2 separate regions of the Mus musculus genome follow, and region 1 is linked to region 2. Evidence: chromatin loops called from intact Hi-C (ENCODE). Cell type or tissue: gastrocnemius. All regions are shown on one strand.

Region 1 (8,000 bases), 230 kb before region 2:
GTTTGACTCACCCATGGGAGGTTTAGTGAGGATCAGCTGCCTGGCCAGGCTGCTCCTAGTTGGCCACTCTTTTCTAGGCTGGGCAATTGGACATGGCTGGCCTCAGATATCTGCCTTCTCACCCTGGTCTGTGTGTATTCCTTTTTACACACCCAAAGCTGTGTTTGAACGCTGTAAATCATGAGTTGCCAGATATCCCCAGATGAGGCTGAAAGTAGGAAATGTGGTCTAGTGAAGGACAGAGTGGGCTCTGGGGTTGGAAGTCCAAGTGGAAAAAGCAGAGAGAAGATTCCAGCAGGGCCAGACAACTCCAGAGGCAGTGCTGGCTTTTCCTGGGCTCAGGCTGTGTATGCCCAGAGTTGAAGTGGAAAGGTCGGTCTGTGATCTCAGGGCCATATCTATGTGGGGGAATTTGGGGTCAATACAGGCTGATGGTATCCAAGCCCGGGAGAGGTTTGTTGGCATGGTACCTTCCCTTTCTCCTCATTTTCCAGTTCTCCACTCTTTATTCACAGTGGTGAGTGAAGTGATCATACCTGCTTTGAAAGAAAAAGAATTTTAGTTCTGTGTATGTTAAAGTAGAGTGGAAGTTTCCTGGTGTTGAAGGAGACCTGGATGCCTGGAAACAGTGCAAGCACACTGCAGCATCCCAGTGCCTGAAGAAAACACTTGCAGGAGTCTGTCTTTGACAATGTGTTGGTCCTTTTATTAACGTCTGTCCTCCTACACCTCTCAAACTCAATATTCTGCATCCTTCGCCATTCCACATTTACTCACATTCAGCATGGCTGTCTGGTCTGGTCTGACCAAGCTCTTTTTTAGGTTAGTGGTATTTGAGAGATGACTTTAAAAAGTGAGCTCAAGACCTCCTTCTTCAGATAGAACTCTCTCAAATGTGTTTTTCTCATCTGAGAAGGGACTCTCATTGCATTGTGAAGTTAACTGTCTATCAAAATAGCTTCAATTATCTAAAAACTGGGATAGGAAATGACTACCATAGAGAAGATAAGGCTGACAAGATCGGTGGGTGGCTTCCAGTGGAAGTTCCTGTCCTCAGAGAACCCATGAACCAGGTGGAGACGTTGGACATTGCAGCTACACTGATGAAAAGCAGGTCGCAACTTCAAAGATTACTTCGAGAGGATATCTGAAACTATGCTCCTTCTCCCAAAATAAGCCCTATGATTCCAGTCAAGACCATGCATGGTGCCAGTCAAGGCCACAAGTATCACTTAATTGTCCTATGTGTTCCTCTCACTGCTCAAGCAGTCGTCTCTACCAAGAATGCATTTCCTACAACCCTATTAACAGCACAGAGTCTTTCTTGAGCAGTTGGCTATAGAATAGTGCTGAAGGCATGCATACATTACCCTTTCTCATTTAATCCTCATGGCCACATATGGGGACAAAGATAACATGCAATTTTCTTCCATGAATTAATTAATTCATTCACTTTACATCCCAGTCAGAGCCCCCACTCTTTTCCCAGTACTCACTCACACAGCATCTTCCCCTCTCTCCTCTGAGAAGGGGAGCTCCCCCACCCACCCTGGCATATCAAATCACTGCAGGACTAGGCACATCCTCTCCCACTGAGACCAGAAAAGGCAGGCCAGGTAGGGAAACAGGATCTATAGGTAGGCAACAGAGTTAGGGACAGCCCCGCTCCAGTTGTTGGAGAACCTGCATGAAGACCAAGCTGCACATCTGGTACATGTGTTTGGGGAACCTCGGTCCAGCTCATGTACAACATATGCATTTCTAAGCTGCAGAAGGAGAGGTATAAAATCTTAAGTGAGAAGCCCAAGATAGATCACTTTGGAAATGAGAGGCAAAGCTAGGTGCTCTGGCTTAGACAGCGTCTTTCTAGACACTGTGTCTTTAGCCCCCAACTACACTGAACAGAGAGTATGGCTGCCCTCAGCTCTTTCTAGGACCAGCCTGAGTTCATGAGAAAGTGCATCCTTGAAAGTGATCTCAGAGTCCAGGCTGGGCTTCAGCTTCATAGTGTGGCACTTCGCGCTGGCTTGCTACACTGCCATGAATGTCCCCATGTGTGCTTTATTAGGACCCGATACACGCATACATAAGCCTCTTATGCCACCTTATTGTTTTGGGGATTTTGACTAGTATAAATATTAGTCAAGTAAAAACATGATACTTTTTTTAGGCTTCTACAGAGTAGGTTAATTATTTCATTTATCAGCAGGATACCTATGATTGTTTTTCATGGAAGAGTAAAGAAGACTAAATGTGTGCCTGAGGTCTCAGTGGTTGGTGATCAAGGTACAGACCCCAGTGCCATTTGTCGGGTTCCATAGCTGTTCTACCACAGGACCTTTGCCTCCCAGTGAGAGAGACAGCTGGCAGTGTGGGGTTGTCCAGCATTGGATAGGCTGGAAAGGCTCAAGGGCACTCCTTGGAGGTGAATTCTCCTAAACAGGGATACTGTTTCACATCATCAGAAATCCAAGCATTGGCTGTAGAGACAACCCCAGTGCTGAAGAAGCTGGGTGGAAAAGCAAAATGAAATGAATTGAGTCCAACAGCCGGAGAGCATGTCCCTCACAGTGATGTCAGCCCCATGAAACATCATATGTAATCAGAGACTACAGGCACTTGTTTCTCTTTGCACAATTAAAACTAGGTTCTGCTATTCCTGGGAACCATATTTTTAGAGTTTAAGCTGGGTGTAATGAGAATTCTAAAAATAACATTGTGAAAGGTGAGGCTAAGTGTGGGGGGCTGAGTTCACCCTGGTGCTGGGGCAATAAAACATTATCCGTGGTCCATTTAAAGCCCTTCAGCCCTGGGATAACGTTTTTTGCTTGGACAGAAGCTTAGTTCATCCTGTTTGGACCCAACTCAGTTTCCATCGACATGGTGGTGGTCCAGGGAATAGGAACTATGAATGAGTTATTAGGGGAATTTTAAAGCTGTTGAAAAACCTCAGGGGGCAGCTTCTTTCACAGGAGCTCTGGTTACACTGAGCCGAGAGGTTTGGGGTATCCACTGTTGGGACCACCACAGCTGGCCAGCTCACAGCCTTCCAGCATGAGGGCTCTTCTTAGAATCATGCTTCTTAAGCCCCGAAGGCTGCCAATAATAACGATCTCTGGGTTGGCAATGAGAGAGCCTGTAACCTCAGACCCAGCTCTCGGCACCCAGTAGTGTGCCTAAACTATGATACATGCCTTGTAACAGATGTGAGAGACTTCAAGATTTTAATAAGTCCAGGCTTTGGAATGGATATAGATTTCCTGGATGGAAAAGCCCTATATTAACTGTCCCACCCACAGCTCCTTTAAACACACATGAGCACTCATCACACACGAAGCCCTCCGTGCATGTGCGCATTGCCAGGTTCCTGCTTGAGGCAGACCTGACCCCAGCAGCAGATGGGCATTATCAAGTTTCTTATCACATCCTTGCCATCCAGTAACTTGACGTCTCCTGTTTTTTGGGCCGTGCTAATGAGGCTGATGTTGCAAGCTTACTTTTGCTGATGAGCTACATGGCTTTCCTCTTGTGTGTTCAGGGATATTTTCCCTAGCTTGTTTGCCTGTTTATTTAAACTCAACCTGCAAGTCTGGGTCTGGGATAAGATCACCGACTGCTTGTCTGTTGGCTCACAAATGTCTTGCTTCAGATGCAGACAAGATCTGAGATAAGCTAGTTCCATATGGGCACAAGTATATGAAGAACACTGGATGTGTTGTTAATACCAGCAGGGCAGCGTCTGATAGACTAAACTAACCCTGATTCTCTAAGCAGCCTTAGCCCAAAGCAATGGCAACAATGATTTCTGTGACCTTGAACATGTACAGGGCATCTGATCACACAGTGCCTTCTGCAGGGGCAGGCAAGAGCCATCTACATTTATGTTGTAGCCTGAGTAAACATAAAAAGAATTCTTACTTTCCTATGTACACAAATGCTTAGTAGCACTCCCTGGGGCTGAGGTTACTGTTTGAGAATTGTGAATGCACAGTTGATAGTAGACTGAACAGCCTACATAACTTTCTGTCAGAAAAGCGGTGATTTTAGCAATGGTGAGGTGTTTGCAAGTGGTCAAATCTAACTCCATCATTTTTAGACTGATATCAAATTACAGGCTGGAGAAATGTCTTTCTCAACATTACCTGGCATTTGGTATATATCTGGAGTTACTTAAGACTCAGGCCAAACTCTATCAGGGTTTTGTTGATTCTGTCAAGTAAGGTCTACCCAATGGACTTTTCAGTATCTTTTTCTTTGTCTCTACTCTTTTTATTTTGTGTCCCTTTGCCCAGTGGCAGCAAGGAGTACCTACACTTTTGTTCTTTCTCAATAAGTCTTCCCCTAAAACTATTATTCAGAAATCACCAGACCAACGTGTTCACACCACCACACAAACGAATGAAAAGCTGCTTTCTAGCTTTGTGTGCCTTGTAAACATTAAATTGAACTTGCGGTCAGATTTAGTTATGGCATCCGAGCAGCCTCAGGTCAGCACAGTTTGGGAAGCAATGGTCAAAATGGTCCATAGCTTGGATCTCATCGGTCCAGATTTATACCTGTTAAAGAATTGTGAGCTGATAGATTGGGCAAAAGCCATTAATTCATGTGGTTTCCTAACAGTTACAGAAATGAGAACCAAAGGAGACAGTGAGTTTTCCCCATGCTCAAGGAGCTAGTTAATGATGAGGCAGAGGTGAGCCTTTGGGATCAATCATCATGAAGGTAATGGGCTGAACAAAAGATGTTCCATGGGGGGTCCCTTTCCCCATTCCTCTAAGAAATGCTTTCTGGATGACTGTGTGGTATATGTGCATAGTGTTTAGTATGTGTTTTTGAGGTGTGTATACGTCAAGTTTGCCTGGTATGTATATGTGTATGTATATTTGTATTTGAGGTGGGTATATGTACATAGTTTATGTAGTATGTCTATTTGTGTATTGACAGAAGCCACCTAGGAAAGGCCATGTGGGAAGCAAGTGAGTTTCCTGGAGACAGCCCACCATTTTACATGGATATGACGGGTACAGTCTGGAGAGGCCCAGCCCCAGAAACGTCCCAGGATGGCTTTTTACTTCTGATAAAACTTTCTTCCTGGGCATCAGCCCACCCTATTGAGCAAATTCGACCCTGCAGATCAGCATGAAGATGAACTTTCATGAATTAATGCTCCTTAGATGAATTGATTACTTCCTGATTTGAGTCTAATGATTTTAGGAAGAATGTTTAAGGGGATAGTTTTAGTTGTTTTGCCAGAAGATGTAATAAAGGTAGAATCAAGAATAAAATATGAGTTCAGGGGCACAAGTCCCCTTCAGTCCCACCAGCACCAGGGTAGCTAGGGCACAGAGTCAGCTGACACCCGCAAGCTACCAACAAGACCGGCCACTGGATCTTAAGACCTCTGGTGAGTGGAACACAGCTGCTGCTCCAATCCAATCTCGCAGGACCTGAGACTGCATTAATTAGGGAAGCAGAAAACCTGGCCTGATCAGGGGCACAAGTCCCTTCCGGTCCACACCAGCACAGGGGTACTGTGGGCGTGGAGACTGCGGACACCCAAAAGGTATAACAGGACCCTCCACGGGATCTTAAGAACTTTGTGAGTGGATCACAACTTCTGCCAGGAGGCAGGCTCGAACACCAGATATCTGGCACCTTCCCTGCAAGAGGAGAGCCTACCTGCAGAGAGTACTCTGAACACTGAAAGTCAGGAGAGAGCTATTCTCTCGGGTATGCTGATAGAGGCTAACATAAACACCTGAGGAACAAGATTTAACCAGAGACAACTACAACAACTAACTCCAGAGATTACCAGATGGCGAAAGGCAAACGTAAGAATCTTACTAACAGAAACCAAGACCACTCACCATCATCAGAACACAGCAGTTCCACACCACCCAGTCCTGGGCACCCCAACACACCCGAAAAACTAGACCCCGACTTAAAAGCATATCTCACGATGATGGTAGAGGACATCAAGAAGGACTTTAATAACTCACTTAAAGAAATACAGGAGAACACTACTAAACAGGTAGAAGACCTTAATGAGGAAGCAGAAAAATCCCTTAAAGTATTGCAAGAAAACACGACCAAACAGGTGATGGGATTGAATAAAAACATCAAAGACCTAAAAAGGGAAGTAGACACAATAAAGAAAACCCAAAGTGAGGCAACACTGGAGATAGAAAACCAGGAAAGAAATCTGGAACCATAGATGCAAGCATCAGAAACAGAATACAAGAGATAGAAGAGAGAATCTCAGGTGCAGAAGATTCCATAGAGAACATTGGCACAACAATCAAAGAAAATACAAAATGCAAAAAGATCCTAACTCAAAACATCCAGGAAATCCAGGACACAATGAGAAGACCAAACCTACAGATAATAGGAGTGGATGAGAAGGAAGATTTTCAACTTAAAGGGCCAGCAAATATCTTCAACAAAATTATAGAAGAAAACTTCCCAAACCTAAAGAAAGACATGCCCATGAACATACAAGAAGACTACAGAACTCCAAATAGACTGGACCAGAAAAGAAATTCCTCCCGACACATAATAATCAGAACAACAAATGCACTAAATAAAGATAGAATATTAAAAACAGTAAGGGAAAAAGGTCAAGTAACATATAAAGGCAGGCCTATCAGAATTACACCAGACTTTTCACCAGAGACTATGAAAGCCAGAAGATCCTGGACAGATGTTATACAGACACTAAGAGAACACAAATGCCAGCCCAGGCTACTATACCTAGCCAAACTCTCAATTACCATAGATGGAGAAACCAAAGTTTTCCACGACAAAACCAAATTCACACATTACCTTTCCATGAATCCAGCCCTTCAAAGGATAATAACAGAAAAAAACCAATACAAGGACAGAAACCACGCCCTAGAAAAAGCAAGAAAGTAATCCTTCAACAAACCAAAAAGAAGACAGCCACAAGAACAGAATGCCAACTCTAAAAACAAAAATAATAGGAAGCAACAATTACTTTTCCTTAATATCTCTTAATATCAATGGGCTCAATTCCCCCAATAAAAAGACATAGACTAACAGACTGGCTACACAAACAGGACCCAACATTCTACTGCCCACAGGAAACCCATCTCAGGGAAAAAGACAGACACTTCCTCAGAGTGAAAGGCTTGAAAACAATTTTCCAAGAAAATGGTCTGAAGAAACAAGCTGGAGTAGCCATTCTAATAACGAATAAAATTGACTTCCAACCCAAAGTTATCAAAAAAGACAAGGAGGGACACTTCATACTCATCAAAGGCAAAAACCTCCAAGAGGAACTCTCAATTCTGAATATCTATGCTCCAAATGTAAGGGCAGCCACATTCATTAAAGAAACTTTAGTAAAACACAAAGGACATATTGCACCTCACACAATAATAGTGGGAGACTTCAACACACCACTTTCATCAATGGACAGATCGTGGAATCAGAAAACAAACAGGGACACAGTGAAACTAACAGAAGTGATGAAACAAATGGATTTAACAGATATCTACAGAACATTTTATCCTAAAATAAAGGATATAGCTTCTTCTCAGCACCTCATGGTACCTTCTCCAAAACTGACCATATAATTGGTCACAAAACAGGCCTCAACAGATACAAAAATATTGAAATTGTCCCATGCATCCTATCAGACCACCATGAACTAAGGCTTATATTCAATAACAACATAAATAATGGAAAGCCAACATTCACGTGGAAAATGAACAACACTCTTCTCAATGATACCTTGGTCAAGGAAGGAATAAAGAAAGAAATTAAAGACATTTTAGAGTTTAATGAAAATGAAGCCACAACATACCCAAACTTATGGGACACTATGAAAGCATTTCTAAGAGGGAAACTCATAGCTCTAAGTGCCTCCAAAAAGAAACTAGAGAGAGCACACACTAGCAGCTTGACAACACACCTAAAAGCTCTAGAACAAAAGGAAGCAAATTCACCCAAGAGAAGTAGACGGCAGGAAATAATCAAAG
Region 2 (8,000 bases):
TTATCAAGACCGTTGGGCCTACCAGAATGCTCTTCTGACAAAGAGCAGCAGATATTTGTGACATCACAAGGCAGTGGCAGTCCACGGGGCAGGAGCAAAGACAGCTTCAGAGAAAGGGTCTTGCTGCCTAAGTGAAGACAAGGGGACTGGGCCTCACCTGTCCAGCCAGTCACCTCTGTGCGGCCAATGGAGGTCAGGCTTGAGTTTTGAAGAGATGTCTGGGCCAAGTCCTGTATCAAACATGGTTTGGGCTTATGCTATCTTTATCTCTGGGCCTCTAATTGATCTCAAAGATACACAGACAATACAGATGGAGCTGTCAGGCTCTCTCTCTTATGACAAAAGATGGCTTTGTGGTCTCTTGAGTAAAACATGCCCCTGGCCCCCATCTGTAGATCTATATACCTGTGAGGGAGTAAGGGTGTGGTCATATACAGCTGGTCTCCACTCCCAGTCACAAGGCCCCACTTCCTTCTAGTTCATCTTGTCAGATAGCCTAGAGGGCCTCTGAAATCCTAGTAGAGTGGTTATCTTCAACATCCAAGTGGCTTCAGATGAAAGCAGCCGTGGCAGGTTCCAGAATGGTGTCATCCAGCAAAAATGGAGTAAATAAATCATCTTAGGCGCTCTCCTAGTCACATGTGAACTAAAAGATGAGTGAAATTGATTTTAATGACATGCTATGAAACCTAGTATATCAAAAAACATAAGCAACACAGACATAATATCCTTTATGTGTTTCACAGGTTTTCAAAATCCAATGTGTGTTCTAGACTTGATGTGTCTTGGTTCCAACCAATCACATTTCAGGTGTTCAAAGTCACATGTAAATGGCCACCATTCTACACTACAAATGTTTGCTCCTTACAGGTAGTAGTGAAGATAAACACTCCTGCCTCTAGGGCTACAACTTACTCCTAATGACAGAGTGCAAGATCTGACGACTAATTCAGTCTCAGCAGTTAAAAACAGAACTTCACTTCCCAGAGTTCTTGAGTCTGAGGAGACAGATTAAGGCCTCTGGTGAGGGCCTAGCCTCTGCTTCCAAGATGCACTGTCACCGTGTAACTGGGAAGAAATGAACACGACATATACACAGGGCAGAGAGGACACAATAATTCCCTTCCCAGTTCCATCTGCAAAGGCCCTGCCCTCATGGCATTACCACCTCAGACAAGTGTCTATCCCTTAATACTATCACACTGAGGACTGAAGTTCAACATGCGAGTGGACCTTCGTGGCCTCTTTCTCCAGGGGCTGCTCCTAGCCCAGGTCTAGGCTGGCGAGGGTTGTGAAGTATTTCCCAGGCGTACTCCTGGGACTTCATCTCCTACTTCCTCCTTTCTATTCCCCAGTGCCTTCCCTATTTGCTGATTGAATGCCACCTTACCTGGGGATTTAACTTTGCCAAACTCCCTTTCCCTAACCGAATCCGGGAATCTATCTTGGCCTTCAGGGCTATTGAAGACCTCACCATTCTGCCACCAAGCACCTGACTTAACCTCTTGAACATGCCCTGTATCAGTCTGTTTTCTGTCTCTGATCTTGGCCACAATTAGCTTTGTCCTTCAGCTCTAACACACAGCACAAGGATCTGGTAGAAACTCTATGCTCCTTTCAGTAGCAACAAAGTCACAGACCAGCATAAGTGCACTACGTGGCCCAAGGGCAGTAAAGAGGCTTTACTCTTTCTCTGGGACAAAAACTAAACAGCAAGGTGTTCCTGGGTATCCGATTGTGTTCATGGCCCTTTGCTGACTGACTGATCCCATACATTTAAACTTAAGGGCTAAGTTTTAGAAAGTATTTTTACATTATGACTCCAAATTAGTAATTGAAATCACCTCCCTTGGCACAAAAGCATCCTGGAGTAGTGAGTGGAAAAACCTACCTGGAATCTGACTTCTTTGAGTATAGCTACTCAAACTGCTGCCTAATTTAAAAAGCCTCCGGATCTTTAGCATATGTTAATGGCTGGTAATTACCATGCATATGTTAATGACATGGAAATTACTCAATGCTTCGGGTTTGATTGATGAGTAATTTTGTCAGTTTTCCCAATTTTTCAGCCTGGATGACAGACTTTTAGTTAACAGAATTACTATAACTTATTAGTCTGAAACTATAATAATCATCTCATTAAATGAGTTACATTTCTTTCTCACATTGCCGGCATCAGGCTTTGTGAATCACAATTTACAGGTTGTCAGTACCTTTAGACAGAGGCTCCTCCAGCCTAAAGCAAACACAACCTTCCCAAAGCCTTCGGTCAATAGAGAACCTCGCTCTACTATACCCCAACCACTTCCACAAGCATCTTTTCATCTTTTTCGGAGCAAGGACGGGAGTTTGCTGTTTACAAATGTACACAGTGATGAACACAGCAAATGTGGCTGGACAGACAAGCATCAGACCTAATACCTAGAACTCAAACCGTAAATGGGAACCCCAGCAGTAAATATTCAGGGATATAGATAACCTACAAAAGTGCTCTGGGAAATTCTTTTCTGGGTTCCACGGAAAATGCGCACAGCCTACCTCCTCCACTAGCCTGATCCTGCTAATCCTCAAAGATCTAAGGACCAAAGGGTGCGACCTGGACACTCGTGTGCAGACATTCGGGTGTGGGTGCTGTGTATTTGGGTGTGTAGACAGAATGGGGCTAAAGAAAATCCTTTTCCAACCCCAGTGTGCACTTGTGTAGAAGTGCTCAACTCAAGGGAGATCATGCTGAATCGACAGAGCTAGTCAGCGAAGGTGATGATGGTTGGACACCTTATGATCCTAGATCAACAGCAATGGTGAATGTCTGGGGCCTAAAGCAAACGCCTCCCATCATTAAGGACATCTGAACCTGCCACGGAGCTGATAATGTTTTATTCCACTTCAATTACTTCACATTTTGGTCTTCCTCTCTGAGGGGGTAGGGAGGTATAAAAAGCTCTATTGCTTTAGGATTCTTTAACGCAACTTCATCACAGTTCATCTGGGCTTTTCCACTCCTTTGAATTCCAGGGTCATTCTTCTGTACCTTCCCTGATATTTTTCTGGCAAGGCGCTAGCAGGCTTGCTCAGCTTCCCACTTCTCTTCACCGGTGACATACCCCGACCAGTAGTGACCCCTCTGATGGACAAAGTTCGGGGAATCGGGAGAGCTGGCGTGGGCCCTTCCATGCTCCTCAAGCGCCGCTCATTCTGGCTGTTCAACCCGAGCTCTGGCTCCTTCCCGCCGGCGCTTGCTGTTCCAGGCTGGCGCTCCTTGGCTCGCCGAGGGCCCTGCGCCACTGAGGGCCGGGGGCGGCCCAGCACCGGGGGGCGGATGGACTGCGGGCTCCAAAACATCGCACAGGGGGAGGTGGCCGCGGGAGAAGCGGGGACCGCGTTGGGAGGAGGTCGGTGCCTGGGCTGCGGGGCTTGTGGGGCGTTCGGAGGGCCCGGCCACGCCCAGCTCTGCGGGACGGCGCCCACGCTGCCCTTCAACACCGGCCCCCAGTGGCTGCTCTCACAGAGCCAGGCGTCCTCCTCCGAGTAGCTCTCCGGAGTGCCGCCTTCGGGATCGGAGTCGGGCTCCTGAGAACAGGTTGGGGACGGCGGAGGAGTGACAGGGTCACGGAAGTAGGGGAACAAGAGCACGGCGCGCAGCCGCCGCGCGGGAGAGCAGTAGGGCAGCCGGAGGGGCAGCGACATCTGCGGGCCGGGCCAAGCGGGGCTGCGGGGAGGCCGGCCCTGTGCACGCTCACGTCCCGCGCGGCGCAGCCACAGCCATGGAGGGACCCGGCTTCGAGTCGTCTCCGGCCTGGGGAAAGTTGGATGGACACTCCACCTGGAGTCAAAAGGCGGAATGGAGACCCCGCGAGGCTGATGTCCTCAACAGGGGGCGGGGGAGGGTCAGAAGAACCAGTTTCAGCCGGAGCGACCAGAGCAAGCCATTGACACTTCAGTCCCAGGAAGGGTTAACCGCGTCCTGCTGCCTAGGTTTACATGTAAATAGAGAGCCGCTGCTCCAAGCGGGCCCGGGCTAGCACTTTTAAGTTTTTGATTGGTTGCCAATGACATCACCACCCGCGCGTTCTAACACACCAAACCCACTAGCGGGTCCGAGCCGGCCTCCCTCCCAAGGCGAGGCCTCGCCCCTTTCTCCGCCCTCCTCGGCTTCTTATTGGTCAGAGACCACTGTGATGTAGCGGGCGGCAGCCTCTGGGTCTTCATTGGCGTATCGCGCCGTCGCTCGGAGGCAACCCCGCCCCCTCCAAAGCTTACATTTACGCTGTAGCAAAAGAGAAAGTAACTCTGTGTTGCTGCTGGGGATCAATGAAGCTGAGTGAATGGGGGCGCACTGCGCGAGCGCATAGCTGGAGCGGGCGCCAGATGGTAGAGGGCTACGCTTATTGATGAAGTAAGTGGAAGACATCACGGGTCACTCAGAGCCGGAGGGTGGAGGGTTCCGTGTGTGTGTGTGTGTGTATGTGTGTGTGTGTGTGTGTGTGTGTGTGTGTGTGTGTGTGAGTGAGAGAGAGAGAGACAGAGACAGAGAGACAGAGAGAGAGAGAGACAGAGACAGTGTCAGAGAGACAGAGACGGACCTACGTCAGGTAAGGAAGATCCTAAGGTTTAGTCTTTTGGCTCTGCTTGCCCTGGGATGAAGAGGGGAAATGAGTTTTGGTTTGGTTAAGATGCTTTATGGCAGTTTTCAAAGCCCAAGGCTTTGCTCATGATGCTCAGTGGTGGCACGGAATAGGGATGCTACGTGCCCCAGGAGTGGGGAAGGAGCATTCTTTAAGCACTTGGTTTTTCTTCAGTCCCTGTTAGTGGTGGAAGGAAGATTAGCGAGAAAGGGGGTAGGGGGTTCGTGCTATTTTTGTGGGAGGTTTCCCGGGCCAGACTGGCTTTGGAGCTATCTGCTGCAAGGATGCAGATCTCAGTGCGCTCTGTGCCCGTGTGTGAGCAGCAGCACAGTGAAGAGGTACCGGTCCCAGCCTGTGTCTCTGGAAAGTCGTTCCCGGGTTCTCCTCCTAGGGAATAGGCTACTAATCCTGGATGTCCCCTTACCAGGTAGCAAAATAGCAAAGACTTTGACTGCATTCATGTTCCAGCTGGGACACAGTTAACAGTTTTTGGAATAGTACTCGCTCTGAAAAAAAAAATACTACGCAAGGGAGAGGGAAGGAGGGAGGGAGGGGAGGGGAGGGGAGGGAGGGAGGGAGGCAGGCAGAAGGTTTGATCCTTTGCTCCCAACCAAAGGTGGGTGAGAGAAACCCGAGTCAGTGGGGATATGCCTACACGGGTGGGGACGTGCTCCTGGGTGCGCGTGTGTGGATTTTGCTGGTGACACTTTGGCTCGGTCTCAGAGAACAGTTACGGTCATGAATAGACCGATGATCCTTGATGTTTTTCCAGTCAGCTCTTAAAGTTCGTTTAGATGAGTGGCTCTTGCTTGGGGTTTGATTTCTCTAGTAGAGGAGTCAGAATTGCTATGTTATAGGGTGGCCTTGTGCCTACCGGGAGGAGGAAAGTGATCCATTGCAGGCACCCTTGGAGGAGGCAAAGGCAGCCCCCGTGGGCTCTAGGTCTGAGCTTCCCAATTAGCCTAACTGTGGTAAAGGGACGAGTGAGGTTGCCCTCTTGGAATCCACACTGTTTCCAAGAAGAATATCAGTATAGGGTTGAAACATTTTTTACAAAGTTGCCACTCCAGTGGAGATGCAAAGTCTGTCTGTATGACCAGATGAAACACATGCTCTTTTTTGCTTAGGGGCACAGCATAGAGAAGTGTAAGGATGAGTGGGGTCACAGAGGAACGGGCCATGGGTCAGCCTGGGGTGGGGTTCCTAGATCTGACTCCTTGGAAACTTGGTTTCTGGATAGTTATTCGTAGTGTAAGTGTGTGTGTGTGTGTGTGTGTGTGTGTGTGTGTGTGGTAATGGCTTGATTTGATTTGGAAGAGTCTAATGTGAGCTCTGAATAGGATGACGTTGAGCTTTTCAAAGGACCCACCAGAATGGAAAGGAAGATTAGCTCCTAGCCATGGAGGCTGACTTAGGGAGACACATTCCTTCTGATATGCAGAAGGTTAACATCCAGCCCCCATGTAAATATAGCTAGCTGCCAAGCATCTCCGTGCATCTCTGTGAGCTCCAACAGTGCTCTTGCTTGTCTCTTTGCCTTGGCTCTGGGGAAAGAAATGAAATACAGTACATGCCAGGGTGGACAGATGCATCCATCACAGGTGAAATAGACTTCTCTGCACAGGAGAGGAGGCTCAGAATAAATCTAAGAGCCTCCCTGTCTGCCTTCACTGTTTTTCAGGCCTCTGTGCCTTTACCTCCACTAAGGCTGAACTTGGATGCATGTCTCTAACATTATGTGACAGGAGGTCTCTTACCGTTTCTAATGTCAAGTCTAATTTTAACCTTTGACTTAGCATCAGAATGGATGGGGCCCCTCAGGTATGCATCCTCTCTGAACAGATCAAAGTGAATTTTAGCCTTTGATAGTATCACAACCTAGGGCACCTAGAAGGACTTTGACTTTGCTCAGAGATATGCAGAGGTCTTCCCCCGGGGATTGGATGAGACTGGCTTTGTTTTCATGTGACTTTATTTTTTTCTTTCTTCCCCTTCTTTCCAGACTCTTGACTTCTTGAATTGCCAGTTTTCAGCCTCCTCATGCCTCCATCTCCTTTAGACGACAGGGTAGTAGTGGCACTATCTAGGCCTGTCCGACCTCAGGATCTCAACCTTTGTTTAGACTCAAGCTACCTTGGCTCTGCCAGCCCAGGTAGTGGTAGCCACGCTCCTGTCCTTGCCACCGCCGTTGTGACCCTCAAGGCTGCGAATCTGACGTATATGCCCTCATCCAGCGGCTCTGCCCGCTCCCTGAATTGCGGATGCAGCAGCACTAGCTGCTGCACTGTGGCAACCTACGACAAGGATCATCAGGCCCAGACTCAAGCCATTGCTGCAGGCACTGCCACCACCGCCATAGGAACCTCGACCACCTGCCCTGCTAACCAGATGGTCAACAACAATGAAAACACAGGCTCTGTGTTAAGTCCATCGGGTGGGGTGGGCAGCCCTGTGTCAGGGACTCCCAAGCAGCTAGCCAGCATCAAGATCATCTACCCCAATGACCTGGCAAAGAAGATGACCAAATGCAGCAAGAGTCACCTGCCCAGCCAGGGTCCCGTCATCATCGATTGCAGGCCTTTCATGGAGTACAACAAGAGTCACATCCAAGGAGCTGTCCACATTAACTGTGCCGATAAGATCAGCCGGCGAAGGCTGCAGCAGGGCAAGATCACTGTCTTAGACTTGATTTCCTGTAGGGAAGGCAAAGACTCTTTCAAGAGGATCTTTTCCAAAGAAATTATAGTTTATGATGAGAATACCAATGAGCCGAGCCGTGTGACACCATCCCAGCCACTTCACATAGTCCTCGAGTCCCTGAAGAGAGAAGGCAAAGAACCCCTGGTATTGAAAGGTAATGACTCTCCCTTCCCTCCCCACCCCCACCCCCCACATTCCTTCCTCAAATAATGTCCTGATCAGCTAGGTTTCCCTATGAGATTCTCTTACAAGTGGCAGCCTTCTTCTAACCCCAAGGCACCATGAACCAAAATAAAATAGCCTGTCTTCTTGTCTCTACTTCGAACTTTTTCTTACTCTCTTGGTACATTAAGAAAGTCCAAGTAGCAATGAATTGATATAAGATCTGAGTCCCAGCTTTGATCTGGCTGCCACTTTGGGTTGCCTATGACATTTTACTTGAGATGGTTTGCAAAAGGCACTTTGTACAACCAAGATGGTATCTCAAGCCATGCCTTCTCTGGTAGCTCTGTTTCAGTCCTCGAGTGGGTTGGAACTTTTTTGATCTCTCAAGGCCTGACAAATGTCGATGGATCAGAGGAAGCTGCGTCTACAGGTGCCAGTACTTTGTGGGAGAAACTCTTGCTGTTTCTCACCTGATTGTCTTGATGTTCTTATTGCTTCTAGTCATCTTCA

The links. Peaks named below come from ENCODE experiments on the same cell type or tissue, not always from the same donor. Only the 100,000 strongest peaks of a DNase experiment are listed, where the experiment ranks them.
Region 1: it touches region 2 in a loop (4-fold over the local background); 3 of 42 quality-filtered maps call a loop at or near these places.

Annotation. Positions count from the first base shown.
Region 1 is chr1:183,804,469-183,812,468 of GRCm38, forward strand. Gm34068 (predicted gene, 34068) reads left to right here. Exons shown (of 3, transcript NR_151520.1): 3 at 4,945-5,278. Among named protein-coding and RNA genes, the nearest start is that of Gm34068, 59 kb to the left of the region's middle. In gastrocnemius, no CTCF peak of the experiment used is centred here; no DNase peak of the experiment used is centred here; H3K4me3 peaks cover 260 bases; H3K27ac peaks cover 3,108 bases.
Region 2 is chr1:184,030,174-184,038,173 of GRCm38, forward strand. 1700056E22Rik (RIKEN cDNA 1700056E22 gene) reads right to left here and starts at 3,825. Exons shown (of 1, transcript NM_028516.1): 1 at 2,859-3,825. The coding sequence starts at 3,687. The coding sequence ends at 2,983. It overlaps Dusp10 (dual specificity phosphatase 10), which reads left to right and starts at 4,208. Exons shown (of 4, transcript NM_022019.6): 1 at 4,208-4,396; 2 at 6,628-7,479. The coding sequence starts at 6,666. In gastrocnemius, a CTCF peak has its summit at 3,694 (motif pointing left); DNase peaks (open chromatin) are centred at 3,422, 4,159, 4,829, 5,334 and 3 more places; H3K4me3 peaks cover 5,233 bases; H3K27ac peaks cover 5,480 bases.